Linked DNA regions of Homo sapiens: region 2 is linked to region 1. The links are chromatin contacts, found by Hi-C or POLR2A ChIA-PET in ENCODE. All regions are on one chromosome and are shown on one strand. The core of a region is the stretch at or near the end of the contact, and the rest is flanking DNA. Distances in the headings are between cores, read along the strand shown. Region 1 holds the start of U2AF1L4 (U2 small nuclear RNA auxiliary factor 1 like 4). Region 2 holds the start of ZNF576 (zinc finger protein 576).

What was found. Hi-C counts contacts between places; a loop is a spot of excess contacts on that map. ChIA-PET counts read pairs that join two places held with the same protein, here RNA polymerase II (POLR2A). Pooled maps may share reads with other maps.
Region 2: a loop to region 1 is called in a map of heart right ventricle, with 24 times the contacts of the local background. The contact joins the promoter of ZNF576 here to the promoter of U2AF1L4 in region 1. A Hi-C loop is called at or near these places in 2 of 168 maps with a recorded cell type or tissue (heart right ventricle and sciatic nerve) and 4 of 50 pooled maps. POLR2A ChIA-PET finds 5 or more read pairs at or near these places in 1 of 52 experiments (endothelial cell of umbilical vein).

What each region holds. Positions count from the first base shown.
Region 1 is chr19:35,742,260-35,749,367 of GRCh38, reverse strand. U2AF1L4 (U2 small nuclear RNA auxiliary factor 1 like 4) reads left to right here and starts at 3,950. Exons shown (of 6, transcript NM_001040425.3): 1 at 3,950-4,020; 2 at 4,156-4,243; 3 at 4,947-5,045; 4 at 5,223-5,356; 5 at 5,464-5,559; 6 at 6,565-6,841. The coding sequence starts at 3,977. The coding sequence ends at 6,649. It overlaps PSENEN (presenilin enhancer, gamma-secretase subunit), which reads right to left and starts at 3,717. Exons shown (of 4, transcript NM_172341.4): 1 at 3,668-3,717; 2 at 3,377-3,533; 3 at 2,845-2,949; 4 at 1,849-2,660. The coding sequence starts at 3,437. The coding sequence ends at 2,521. It overlaps IGFLR1 (IGF like family receptor 1), which reads left to right and starts at 6,916. Exons shown (of 5, transcript NM_024660.4): 1 at 6,916-6,972. It overlaps LIN37 (lin-37 DREAM MuvB core complex component), which reads right to left and starts at 792. Exons shown (of 9, transcript NM_019104.3): 1 at 610-792. The coding sequence starts at 643. RefSeq lists enhancers at 543-662, 509-1,023, 1,063-1,122, 1,024-1,538, 6,734-7,108 and a silencer at 5,238-5,398.
Region 2 is chr19:43,594,098-43,600,721 of GRCh38, reverse strand. It overlaps ZNF576 (zinc finger protein 576), which reads right to left and starts at 4,127. Exons shown (of 3, transcript NM_001145347.2): 1 at 3,979-4,127; 2 at 3,529-3,628; 3 at 1-1,891. The coding sequence starts at 3,613. The coding sequence ends at 1,464. IRGQ (immunity related GTPase Q) reads left to right here and starts at 4,588. Exons shown (of 3, transcript NM_001007561.3): 1 at 4,588-4,740; 2 at 5,382-5,913. The coding sequence starts at 5,384. RefSeq lists enhancers at 4,093-4,512, 4,913-4,982, 5,168-5,964.

The DNA.
Region 1 (7,108 bases), core at 2,701-5,200:
TCTCCTCTTTCTAAGCTTCACCCATTGACCACAGTTCCTATTTTCTAGGATTACTGGAATATAGTGACTGTGAGGATTAAGAGTGCCTGTACTTCAGGCTCACAGCAAGATGTGTGACTCTGATCACTGCTGGAAATGGGGAAACTGAGGGGAAGCCAAGAAAAGAGAACTTCTCGGCTGGGCGCGGGGACTCACGCCTGTAATCTCAGCACTTTGGGAGGCTAAGGCGGGAGGATCGCTTGAGACCAGGAGTTCGAGACCAGCCTGGGCAATATAGCGATACTCCGTCTCTATTTAAATATTTTAAAAATTTAAATTAAAAAAAAGAGGAAAGAAAAGGGCCCTTCTCAGAGTTACCGGCTCAGGATTCCCCATGTCCTACCACGCACGTCATTGCCCGAGCCACCCCATTCAATCTCAAAGCGACTTCAAGCGCACACCGGGAGGGTGTGAAGGTGGCAGGCAACGCTCGCTGCCTGATACAGCGATTGTCAGGTGGGCTTCAGGGAAAAGTCGTGCAGTCCCCTTTCCGCGATACTCCCTTCCACCGGGACTCCACACCCTGTCAACCCGATGGTCCCGACAGGCCCCCGACGTCAGGGTCCTCACCTGATTTCTCCACTTTCACCTTCACAGGGAACATGGTTTGGGTCCGGGATCTGGCTAGCTGGGTCAGAGGCGCCCCAAAGGGCCTAGGGTCACAAGTCAAGGCGGGAGAAGGCGGGGACAGTTCAAAGATGAGCTTCGTGGGCCACGGGTCCTCCGCCTTTGGTTGTGTCCAGCCTGGACCGTGGCCACCACCCTTCTGTGGGCGGGCCCCTTCGGCAGTAGCTTGTTCCTATTAGTTATTGCAGCCGTCAATCTCGCATCCTGACCAATTGAGAGCTGCCTCCGTAGTCTCCCAGCTTTAGGTCCCACCCACCTGGGGCTTTGCTTCCGGAAACAAACCATCTACCCCCTAGCTTCCTGGGAGGTGTAGTTCCAGCTTCCCAGACTCACCCTGAGTAACAGCGCCTGCGCCGCGCGGGGCACGGTGGGAAACAAAGGATTAGGGCATCGCGAGGCTTCCCGGGACTTGTAGTGTGAGAAGGGTTGAGCAACACCAAGTTAGCTCTTTACCGGATTTAACCAACCGTTGGGGTCCCTTCATCCCTAAGAGGAAGACTAATGTAAAATAACGTTGGGTTCCCTCTCACTGAGCACTCGCTAGGTGCCAGGTATCTGTTAATCTCTTTGCAGGTACAACTTCATTCATTTTGCAAATATTTATTAGTGTGTCGGGCACTCTTCTAGGCATTGGAGACACCTTGAGGAACAGAATAGACAAAAATCCCTGCGCTAATGGAGCTTATCTTTTAAAGGAGGGAAGATAAACAGTAAACAAGTAAATTTTAAGTGAAATGTAATAGGAGAAAGAATATGATCTGGGCGGGGCATGGTGGCTCACGCCTGTAAATCCCAGCTCTTTGGGAGGCCTAGGCAGGCAGATCACCTGTGACCAGGAGTTCGAGACCAGCCTGGCCAACATGGTGAAACCCAGTCTTTACTAAAAATACAAAAATTAGCCGGGCATGGTGGCATGCGCCTGTAATCCCAGCTATTCGAGAGTTTGAGGCAGGAGAATCGCTTGAACCCGGGAGGCGGAGGTTGCAGTGAGCCGAGATCGGACCTCTGCACTCCAGCCTGGGTGACAGAGCAAGACTCCATCTAGAAAAACAAACAGACAACAACAACAAACCCCTCTCCCCCCCCAAAAAAAAAACCCACAAAAAAAGTGTAGCCTGAAAGGGACATAGGAATATCAAGGTGGTGATTGAATTTTAAATAAGATGGATGGTCAAGGAAGGATTCTCTGAGAAAGCTCTTGACTATTTTTATTTTTGCAGACAACACTTCCTTCAGAAAACGGGAAACTTCCATTTGTCACACGTCTTGGTCCAGATAAATCCCAGGAAGTAGCATCGTGATCTACACTTCTGATGAGAATACTGCAGCCCACAGTAGGAAAGTTATATTTTTGAATTCACGACTACCAGTACAGGATAACAGCCCCTAGAAATGGAAGCACTAGGCCGATCCTACCACTGCACTCCAGCCTGGCTGACAGAGCAAGACTCTGTCTCAAAAAAAAAAAAAAAAAAGAAAAAAGAAAAAGAAATGGAAGCACTATTCCTTTCTTAGTTTCTCATCTAATAGTTTCCTGAGCAGGAAAGTTCCTAGTTCAGAAGATTATGAGTAGTATGCACTGTAAAAAATGTACATCATGTCTAAATACTAAGCCTCGTACAAAGCTCTCAACAGATGTTTTTAAATATTAATAATCATTTATGCCTCAACCTCTAAAAGATCCCAGGAAGTCAGTATCGAAAGTTAGGGTCCTTTATTGGGGGATGTCAGCAGAGAACGTGGGACATGAAAACAAGTCTTAGGAGTTTGAGAAGGGGCTCCCAGGACAGGCTCCTCTGCTTTAAGGAGCCTGTCCTGGGAGAATAAGCAGGGCCCCAGTATGTGCAGAAGTTGTCAGGGGGTGCCCAGGGGTATGGTGAAGGAGAGGTAGTCCCCAAGGGCACCCCAGCGGGGCCGGTAGATCTGGAAGATGGTGATCCAGGAGGTGAGCACTATCACCCAGAAGAGGAAGCCCACAGCTGAGCGCCAGACATCTGTCATGGGAAACAGAAGCTGGAAGGGTTGGCCTCCGGCTGCTCTCCAGACTTCCCTAGACCAGCCTTCCCTTCTCACCCAGAGCCCCAACATTTTGGATCCTCCATTGTCCCTTCCCACCAAGATTCCCCGCTTCCCCCTCTCCCCTGCCACTGGCCTCCCTCCTCTGTGCTCTAGACTCACAGCCTTTGATTTGGCTCTGTTCTGTGTAGGCTGGGACAAGGAAGGCCTCTCGGAAGAACCAGAAGATGTTGACCAACCAGAGAAAAGGCAGGAAAGCAAACCCCCCTAGGGAGAAAGAAAAACAAACAAACAAACCCCAAAACCTCATAAGGCAATGAAGATCTTCTCCAACTCCCACCGAGATCTATTTGGAAGAAACTCTCCCACACCCAAGTTCAAATGGAGATTTCTGTTGTCAGGGACTCAGGAATCTGGCTCCTCTTTGGGATCCAGGAATCTGATTCCTCAACCATCTCTTTCACAGGACCCAAGAGTCCAGGCCCTCAATCCCCCTCCTCTCTTGGGATCCAGAAATTGAGGCCCCAGCTTCCTCATTCCTCAGGACCCAGGCCCTCCCCACTCAAATCCAGGAGTCGGCGTTCGCAGGTCCTTCATCTCTTAGACTTAAGAATCCAGGCCCCGAGGCCCTCTTCCCTCGGGTGCTCTAGTCCAGTCCCCTCTCTTCTCCTGGGACCCTAGCGATCTGCCTTACCCAGGTAGTACTTCCGGCACAGGTTCAATTTCTCCTCATTGGACACTCGCTCCAGGTTCATAGCTGCGCTGGGGCCGGGTCGTCCCAAGGGTCTGCGGGGCAAGACCCAAGCCTTGACCCTAAGTAACAGATGCAAGGATCACGAACAACCACGCCCCTATTAGAACAAATCAGAGATAAATGTAAAGGTCGGTTTGCTGAAAGCAGGGCATCCCCACCCCCACTAGTAAGCTGGCTGGATTAAAGAGCTCTTTATATTTACTAGGGTGGGCGAAACGACCCCCAACTCACCAGGAGAGCTCACTTCCTCCGGCTGGGGTGCCTTAGCTACTTTCAGTTATGGACGTTTGCGCGAGACGCCCCAGGTTTCCCTGGAGATTGTAGTCTTCTTTGGGCGAGGCAACACTGCACGCATGCGCTGTTAAAAGAACTCCTACCGGGGAGTCTATGGGGAGGGCGCGCGCCTCCCACGCGCAAGCGCCCTGGGGCGTTTCCGAGCGCTTGGTAAGCGCCTGGAGAGGGCAACGAACTACACTTCCCAGTGCTCCTAAGCAACGGAAGTGACGTAAGAGCAGCCAGACCTGGAGGGCTTGGGTAAAAATGGCTGAATATTTAGCTTCGATATTCGGGACTGAGAAGGACAAGTGAGAACGGGCGCTGGGAGTGGACTCTCGGGGGGTCGGGGCCGGGGTACTGGGGTCCTGGGTGGTGGGGCGGTGTTTCTGGGGTGCCCAGCTTCCCCGGCCCTCGGTTCACCTTTGTCTTTGCACCTTTTCCAGGGTTAACTGCTCTTTTTACTTTAAGATCGGGGTCTGCCGGCACGGGGACCGGTGCTCCCGGCTTCACAACAAGCCGACATTCAGCCAGGTGAGACCCGGCACGGAGCCTCGGGGGTTAACGGCTCCCTGGCCCTTCCCCTTCTGGGGCCGTCGTCACCATGTCCCGCCTATTCCGGGTTCCTGAGTCCCTCCCCACCGCCCGGCTTTTTTTCTCATTGGACCTTTCTGCAGGCTCCTCCCACCGGTCTTCGTGCCGTTTTCCCGGGAACTTGGTCGCGCCCCCATGCGTACAGGCTACACACGGCGGCTGTTCATCTTTGCCAGTCCCTTCCATCCCGCTGTTCATCCTTGCCAGTCCCCTCCATCCCTTTTCTGGTTTCTTAGGGGCAAAGGATCGCCGATGCACTCATGATGCTTAGGCTGGGGTGTAAGGTTCCACCCCCAACCTTCATGCCTCACTCTCTGTTCATGCAGCCCTGCCCTCTGAGCTCAGGCCCCGCCCCTTTTAAATTCTGTGCAGACCATAGTGCTGCTCAACCTGTACCGGAATCCACAGAACACAGCCCAAACTGCAGACGGATCACACTGTGAGTAAGGGACCAGGCCTGGGGGCAAGGTGAACAGCCCCCAGTAGGCTACACTCTGATTCCACCCTGCCCGCCCCCACCCCAGGTCATGTGAGTGACGTGGAGGTGCAGGAGCACTATGATAGCTTCTTCGAGGTGAGGGTTGGTAGGGGCAGATGGGGTTTCTTGTGGGAGCTCAGCTGAGTTCCTCCCCGTCTTCCACAGGAGGTGTTCACAGAACTGCAGGAGAAGTATGGGGAGATTGAAGAGATGAATGTGTGCGACAACCTTGGGGACCACCTCGTGGGCAACGTCTATGTCAAGGTGCTTGCTGCCCCCCACTTAGGGCCCAGAAGTGGAGGCGTTTCAATGCCTGATGGTGGCCACTGTAGGCTCTCAGCTTGAATTTCATCACTAAATCCAGTCCAGCCCCAGAGCGGGTAGTGAGTCCCCTGAAGATCTCTGAGTTCTCCTGCTGACCCTGACTGACATTTCCTGCAGTTCCGGAGGGAGGAGGATGGAGAGCGGGCCGTGGCTGAACTCAGTAACCGCTGGTTCAACGGGCAGGCTGTGCACGGTGAGCTGTCTCCTGTCACTGACTTCCGGGAGTCATGCTGTCGCCAGTATGAGATGGGGTATGGTAGTTCAAGGGTGGGATGGGCACTTGGAATCCCAGACTTTGAATGCGTGGTAGGGGCTGTCAGTGACAATGGCTTCCTCCATCTCTCTACCCTCTATGCAGGGAATGTACCCGAGGTGGCTTCTGCAACTTCATGCATCTGCGGCCCATTTCCCAGAACCTCCAGAGGCAGCTCTATGGGCGGGGACCCAGGCGCAGGTACCTCAGGACCAGCCTGCTATGTCTCCTCATGTCCTAAGGCCCCTATATCCTCAGATGAGCCTAACCCTAAGCCCCAGTAACCACGTTCCCAAGAATCTTTTTTTTTTTTTTTTTTTTTTGAGATGGAGCCTCACTCTGTTGCCCAGGCTGGAGTGCATTGGCACCATCTTGGTTCATGGCAACTTCCGCCTCCCGGGTTCAAGCAATTCTCTGCCTCAGCCTCCCAAATAGCTGGGATTACAGGCACCTGCCACCATGCCCGGCTAATTTTTGTGTTTTTAGTAGAGATGGGGTTTCACCATCTTGGCCAGGCTGGTCTGAACTCCTAACCTCGTGATCCACCTGCCTCACCCTCCCAAAGTGCTGGGATTACAGGCGTGAGCCACCACTCCCGGCTGACTGTTTTTTTTTTTTTTTTTTTTTTTTTTTTTTGAGACGGAGTTTTGCTCTTCTTCCGCAGGCTGGAGTGCAAAGGCGCAGTCTTGGCTCAGTGCAACCTCTGCCTCCCAGGTTCAAGCAATTCTCCTTTCTCAGCCTCCCAAGTAGCTGGGATTATAGGCACCTGCCACCATGCCTGGCTAATTTTTGTATTTTTAGTAGAGATGGGGTTTCACCACGTTGGCCAGCCTGGTCTCGAACTCCGGACCTCAGGTAATCCACCCATCTCGGCCTCCCAAAGTGTGGGGATTACAGGCGTGAACCACTGCGCCCGGTCATTCCCAAGACTCTTATACCCTAAGAGTAGTTCTGAGCTCCATCTGGAGACCAGTACCTAAGTCCCAATCCCCAAACCAGCCTGAACCCCTAATCCACGACCAGCCTGGATTGCCACCCCTGATACTGGCCACTGAGTTCCCCTGATACTGGCCACTGAGGTCGTGTCTTAGAACTCTAGTTATTTCAGCACCCTCCTGCCTCATCCCAGAGCAGAGAGGCAGGCCTGCAGGATCTCTGCACCACTCCTCAGGGTTCTAACAGAACTCTCAACGCTCCTATTCCCAGGTCACCCCCGAGGTTCCATACTGGCCACCATCCCCGAGAGAGGAACCATCGGTGTTCCCCTGATCACTGGCATGGCCGCTTCTGAGGCCCTGGCCCCCTTACCCTTCACCCCCAACAGGGACAGATGTTCCTGGCAGGACCTCTCCTCAAAGCCCCCTTCACTCTCCTGCCCCATCCTTCCCAGGCTCCCGGGCTCCATAATGTAATCTGTTCAGCATGGAGACCTTCTTCTACCGCCCCTGTCTTAATAAAGCTGCGTGTTTCACTTCGGCATCAACTTGCTTTTGCTGTGGTTTGGCATTTCCCTCCACCCACACATGTGACGAAAAGGGGAAACAAGACTGGGTCCTGGCCACAACTTCAGCTGAGGAACTTGGCACGGCCAGCTTGGGACCCAGGACCCTAACGGTACTGGTAGGGTGGGGACACCTTTGTGCTGAAAACCTTAGCACCTCCATCTGAGGCTTATTCAAGGGGGAGAGACCTGGTTGTGGCAGGTGGGAGGAGCCCTAGCCCCAAGGAGATTAGGATTCAAAGGTGAGGT
Region 2 (6,624 bases), core at 2,878-5,377, 7.9 Mb before region 1:
ATGCCACCACACCCGGCTAATTTTTGTATTTTTGGTAGAGACAGGGTTTCACCATGTTGGCCAGGCTGGTCTCAAACTCCTGACCTCAGGTGATCCACCGGCCTCAGCCTCACAAAGTGCTGGGATTACAGGCGTGAGCCACTGTGCCCAGCCGTCCCTTTCTTAAGCTTGACTGTTCTACCCAGGAATTTAGCCAGAAATCAGTCACAAGGCCACATCTAGCTGCAAAGGAATCTGGGAAATGCAGTCTTTTCAGCTACTGTGTGCCTAGCTAAAAACAGAGACAGTGATCAGTCTACCACATCCACCTCACCTGTGGGCTTTAAAAACATCCCTCAACATAAACAGAGTCTATAAGTATTATATGCAAGGCATCGACCATTGTCTGCAGGTGCAGGGCAGGTAACTAAGGGGGTAAAACTGGCCTGGTGGGACTCATCTCCAGTTGAGGGTGACACCCACTGCTCCCTCCAGCCTGTTGTAACTTCTGTCCTGCCCCTGCTGACAATGTCAGCCTAGGTTGGGCCTTTCAAGAGAGCTGAAAATAGGATCTTAATGGGAAATCTCCCAGTGTTGGCCAAATAAAACCCGAAACAGAAGGTATCTCTGTTTGATTCCAAACCAGTTTCCCCACAAAGCGAGGCCAACTCTGGCCTGAGTTCCCCCACCTGCCCACACCCTTATGTTCTCTGGAAATTCCCACTCAAAAGCCAGAGCTCCCTGTTTAGACATTTTAATATGGATGTTTTCTGTTTTTAGATACTATTCCTGTTAGCTTATTCATACCATTTCACCTACACATATGAAAAAAATATTTCAGGACTAGAATGATATACAAAATTATTTCAACGAGACATAAATTATCGGGGGACTAGTGCCATCTAGTGCCATGGCCCCTCTAAGTGAGGATGGCAGGGGGTGGAAAAGAGACACAAGGACTCCAATTGCTACCCCCACTCAATTGGGGTCCAGCTCCCAACTTTGCTGCCCCATCCCCAAAAGCCCAAGTTGCTCCACATCTGGAACTCACCTGGTGGCATTACAGGCCAGCAACACCTCACCTTTCCTGCCCCCATTCAGGCAAAGGTCCAGGGCAATTTGCTCCCATAGCCCATGGCATCCATCTGGGAAGAATGAAGGGTGATGGCACAATCTGCAGCTAGGTATTTAACTGGGAATAAGGGAGACACAAACCATTTCTCTCCCGCACTCCCTTCCCATTTTTTTTTTTTAACAAAAGATCTCATTATTATCTGATTTCACTGTCTCACGAAGGCCCTGTGTGCTCCAAAGACTGAAGCTCTAAATAAGAATCTTCTGGGTCCTCTTTATTAAGAGCCCTCTGCCTTCCCAGGGGAGGGAAGCAAATCCTTCAGGGCCCCCAGAGTTCCTGCACCCCATATCATGGGTGAGTCCTACCAGCCACAGAGCCACCCGTCACCGTGGAGAGGCTTAAGCTGCACTCAGAGCTCCCCCCGGGCATGCCGAATGTAGTGTTGATGCAGCCCTGCTTCCTGAGCAAAGTCCTGACCGCACTCTGTGCAGGCGAAGGTGCCAGGAGGGGCACGGACCTCATGCATCTGGCGGTGCCGCCTCAGAGAAACAGCCTGCCCAAAGGTCTTGCCACAGTCAGGACAAGGGAAGGTGGGCTGGGCAGTAGTGGTTGCAACCGGCAGGGTGGGCTTGGCGGCTGGACCGTGGCTGCGCTGGTGGGTGATTAGGGCTTTGGAGGAGGGGAAGGAGCGGGCGCAGGTGAAGCAGATGAAGAGGACCCCCTGCAGCTTCTGGGCCACGAAGTCCGCTGGGTGCTCCCGCTTCATGTGACGCTCCTGGAACTTGGAATCTGCGAAGGTGATGAGGCAGCGGGTGCACTTCGGGGCCCCCAGGTGGCCTGAGGAATGTGGGGGAGAGGTCAGGGGAGGCCAGCAGGAGTCTCCAAGACCTCTTCCTGAACCCCAGAATCACACCAACAATTAACATTGAATGTGTTATGTGCTAGGTTCTATGCTAATGCTGGACAACCAAACAGGAGAACTGTTCTTGCACCTATTTTATGGATGAGCAAACTGAGATTCAAAGAGGTTAGGCAAGTTGCCCATAGTCATGAGGCTAGGAAAGGAAATGGTGGAGCCAGGGTTGGAACCCAGAGAGTCAGCCTGCCCAACAGAGGGGTATGGTGATTACAGCACAGCCTTTGGAGCCAGACTGCTTGGGATTGAATCTCACCTCCACCACTTCCTAGGCAATTACACCAGTTTCCTTATCTGGAAAATGGGCTAATAACAGTATCTACTCCATAGGACCGTTGGAAGGAATAAATGAATTGCTGTACAGTCATTTGCAATTATGACTAATGATACAGAGAAATCCAGCCCGACATCCAGGATCTGGCCTGGTACTCACAGCTAGACCTTGGTGTTCTGTTGAACATAAATTTTCACAGAATATCAAGGACAGACAAGGCCACGCTGTGACTAAAATGAATCAAGACAAGACTACATCATCATAATGTCTGAGCACAGACAAAATATGAATACTGTCCAAGCAGAAAAATGACCAAACATCCTCCTATCCTGGCTAATGTGAATGTCTGCTGCTGCTTTATCAGTCAGAGCTTGAGCCTCGCCTCCTTCCTTCCTCCTTCTGGGTAAGATTTATTACGATAGCCAATCATAGAATTGCCCCTGCTTCCTGGTAGCATCCAATCCAGAGCAAAACAATTTTGCTTGAACCTTCCCCAAAATCACCACCCACAAGCCCAAATCCTGTGTCGTTTTTACCATTCTTAGTGAGACACCCCACAGTCCCCCCATGGTCTGTGTTCATTGCAGTGAGAAACCCAACGTGTTCAACTGCAGGTGTGTTCCTGGTAGTCTCTGGCTCAAGGGCATTGAGACTACAGCTCTTGTTACAAATACCTCTCTCTGCCTCAGTTCCCAGTTTAAAGGGCCTATTATTAGAAGGACTCAATGAGATAATGAATGTTAAAATGGTTCATAATATGAGAATAAATACACCTAGCTCATAATAAAACACTGAGCAGGAGGTGTTGCTATTACATGTCAAACTGGCTACCATCATTAACCCCTAGCTTTCCCCTTTGCTGCAGTTAATCCCATACCCACCCTGTGAGGTGGGAAGTACCACCCTCTTTTGACAGTCAAGGAAACCAAGGCCCAAGTTACACTGAAAGTCTAGGGCAGAGTTGGGACCAGAATCTTGGGGTTTCTCTCCCAATAGAACCATTCCCAGCCACATCTCCAACCCAAGCCTCTCCTGGAAGCCACCCTATCCCTCTGAATGCATAAGCATTGCAATCCTGCTTATGTGGCCAGAGGAGGGTGAGTACTCTGGCCACATAAGCTGGTGTGAGGAGATGCACTTCCTGCTAGAGCAGCTCAGGGACCATTACAGCCCCTTCTCAACAGGCAAAACTCTGTGGCGCCTTGGACACCGAAGTGCCACAGAGATCTTAGCATCAGCTCCTGCACCCCACCCTCCTCTAGCCCGCCAGCCATGTGTACTCACAGATGTTGCCTCCTGGGCTCTGGGGACTTCTCTCCTTGGGTGAATCCTGCTGCTTCATGTTCTCTTCAGGGTTCGGGTCCTCCATGGTGCTGGGACCCTTCTAGTCAGGAGAGGAGCGTGCATAAGTGAAGCTGTTCATCTGTTACCAGTCTTAGAGGGCACCCTAAGTCTATGACCTTTGACATCGCCAGAGGCTCTCCTTGCCTGCCTTTGACCCCTACGACATACTATCTCCTTGAACTCTAATTGATGGAGTTCTTGCTAAAAGAAGCTTCAAACCTCCCAAAGGACTGGATTTCCTGGGTTTGGGACTCCCCTAGAGTCTTCTCACTGGTGTGACCTATGACCTGCTGCATCAAACTAACTCCCTGAACTCAGCGTGGAAGCCTTGATCTTTGACACCAGCGTCATCCCAATCTCAAGTGTCTTGGGGCAGGTAGTGATACCCACCCTTTATCCCAGTTCTTCCCGGGAAACATCCTCTGACATCCTGTGATTTTTGTTCCGCCCAGAGCCCCCGCCTCCCACGCGCGCTTGCAGCTGCTATCCCGCTACCCTCAAGCGCTGCCTACAGGTTCCTGCTCCCAGGCCTCAGTTTTCCTCCTTACAGCAGAGGGCTGCCTTTCGCTGCGCCTGTCAGCCGCTGGCTACAGCGCCGCCCCAGAGAGAAGTGGGATAGGGACCACTCAGTCTCAGGGCCCCCGTGGTTTCCGCGCCCTTTTGCCAGATGAGCCTCTCGGAGCCGAGATCCCGGATTTGCCATCCGGCAGTAGTATAGTCGCACCAGCCCGGTCCTCAAAATAACGGGAGGGGTCCTTCTCTGCCCTATGGCGCGTTTGATGACGTTCAGCCTCCCGCGGCTTAGCTAGCTAAGCCTTTTGCGCATGCGTGGGTAGGCTCTCGTGGCGCGCAGGCGCGTTGACTCATTCATTGTTCTAGGCCCTGAGGCCGCCAAAGAGGGGCGTGCACACTTCGGCCGTTCTGCGCAGGCGCGGCGAAGGGCTGGGTCTCTGCTGTCGGCCTTCCAAGACACACCCCCTTGGGAGAGGGAGTGACGTCAGGTTAAAGCTACCGGGACGGGTCCCGGCATCTCTAAATCACCGCTCCCTGGCCTCTTCGGCCTCCGTCCGCCGCGGCCCAGGGGCCGGGCTTCTCAGCTGCTGACCTACTGCCACCGACTGCGCTCTCTCCCGTGGGTCGGCTTTTTGCTCGGTTGGTGATTTGGAAGGGGGAAGGGGAAAGATGAAAATAACAATGTGTCCGAGGGAGGAGGGACTGGAAGCCAGATTTCTGAGGTTTTATTTTTATTTATTTTTCAGAGAGGGTCTTGCTCTGTCGCCTGGGCTGGAGTGCGGTGGTGTGATCACGGCCCACTGCAGCCTCCAAGTCCTGGGCTCAAGCGATCCTCCCGCCGCAGCCTTCCGAGTAGCTGGGGCTACAGGCGCACACCACCATGCCCGGCTAAATTTTATTTTTTATCGAGACGGAGACTCTACCAGAGAGTCCCCCCACATGTTGGCCAGGCTGGTCTCGAATTCCTGGCCTCAAGCGATCCTCCGGCCTCGGCCTCCCAAAGCACTGGGATTACAGGCATGAGCCACCGCGCCTGATTTCAGAGTTTTTGAAGCAGAAAGGGAAACGTTTCCATCTAGAGGGAGGGCGGACAGACAGGACGCCTGGGATTCTGGGGGAATAGGGTCTGGGCTCTGGATTTTTTAGGTCCTGGAGAGTGACACTCAAGAACCGAAGGGGACAGGGTGAAGGACTGAGGCCTGGGTTCCGAGTGGGGCGGCTAGGAAAGGAAAAGGCTAGGTGCTCCCTGACCCAGGTCTTCTCTACCCGTTGCTTTCCAGCCATGCCTCCGCCGCAGGGTGACGTGACCGCCTTGTTCCTGGGGCCTCCGGGCTTGGGGAAGTCCGCGCTGATCGCAGCGCTGTGCGACAAGGATGTGGAGACGCTCGAGGCCCCCGAGGGACGGCCGGACTCCGGGGTTCCCAGCCTAAGAGCTGCGGGCCCAGGCCTTTTTCTGGGCGAGCTGAGCTGCCCACCCGCAGCGCCGGGGCCCTGGGCGGCGGAAGCCAACGTGCTGGTACTGGTGCTGCCCGGACCCGAGGGGAACGGGGAACCGTTGGCTCCAGCCCTGGGAGAGGCAGCGCTGGCCGCCCTGGCCCGAGGGACCCCGCTACTGGCTGTGCGGAACCTCCGTCCTGGGGATTCACAGACTGCCGCCCAGGCCCGTGATCAGACAGCAGCTCTGCTGAACAGCGCGGGGTTAGGAGCTGCGGATCTGTTTGTGCTACCGGCGAACTGCGGCAGCAGCGACGGCTGCGAGGAGCTAGAGCGCCTCCGGGCGGCGCTGCAGAGCCAGGCAGAAGCGCTGCGGAGGTGAGTGCCGGCTTTCTGGCTGGGTCCGTTAGTCGAGACCCTAGGCACCTAGGTGCGACCATGGAGGTCCATGAGATCCCTCCCCCAGTGAGTTTGGGGCAAGGCTTAGCTCTATTATTATTATTTTTTTTTTTTTCCTGAGAGACAGGGTCTCGCTATGTTGGCTAGGTTGAATTTGAACTCCTGGCCTTAAGCAATACTCCCGCCTCAGCCTCCCAAAGTGCTAGGATTACAGGCGTGAACCACCACACCCGGCCTTTTTTTTTGAGACAGGTTCTCACTCTGTCGCCCAGGCTGGAGTGCAGTGCCGCGATCCTAGCTCACTGACGGCCTCCACCTCCTGGGCTCAAATGATCCTCCTGCCTCAGCCTCCAGAGTAGCTAATACTACAGGCTGCAAAACAGCATCTCACTGTTTCCCCAGGCTGGTCTTGAACTCTTGGCCTCAAGCCATGCCCCCACCCAGGCTTCCCAAAGCCCTAGAATTAAAAGGGAAAGGCTTAACACTTTATCTGCTGGGGCCCTGAGGCTCCTTTTTCCAGGCCCTGCCCCCACCAAGGTGATCCACCCTCCTTGGCCTCCCAAAGTGCTGGGATTACAGTCGTGAGACTCTCTGCCCAGCCCCCTGGAAGATTTTACCTGAAAACTCTAATCTTTGAGCCCTCCCCACCATCAGTTTTGTTTTCAAGCACCTAAAGCCACACCCGCAATG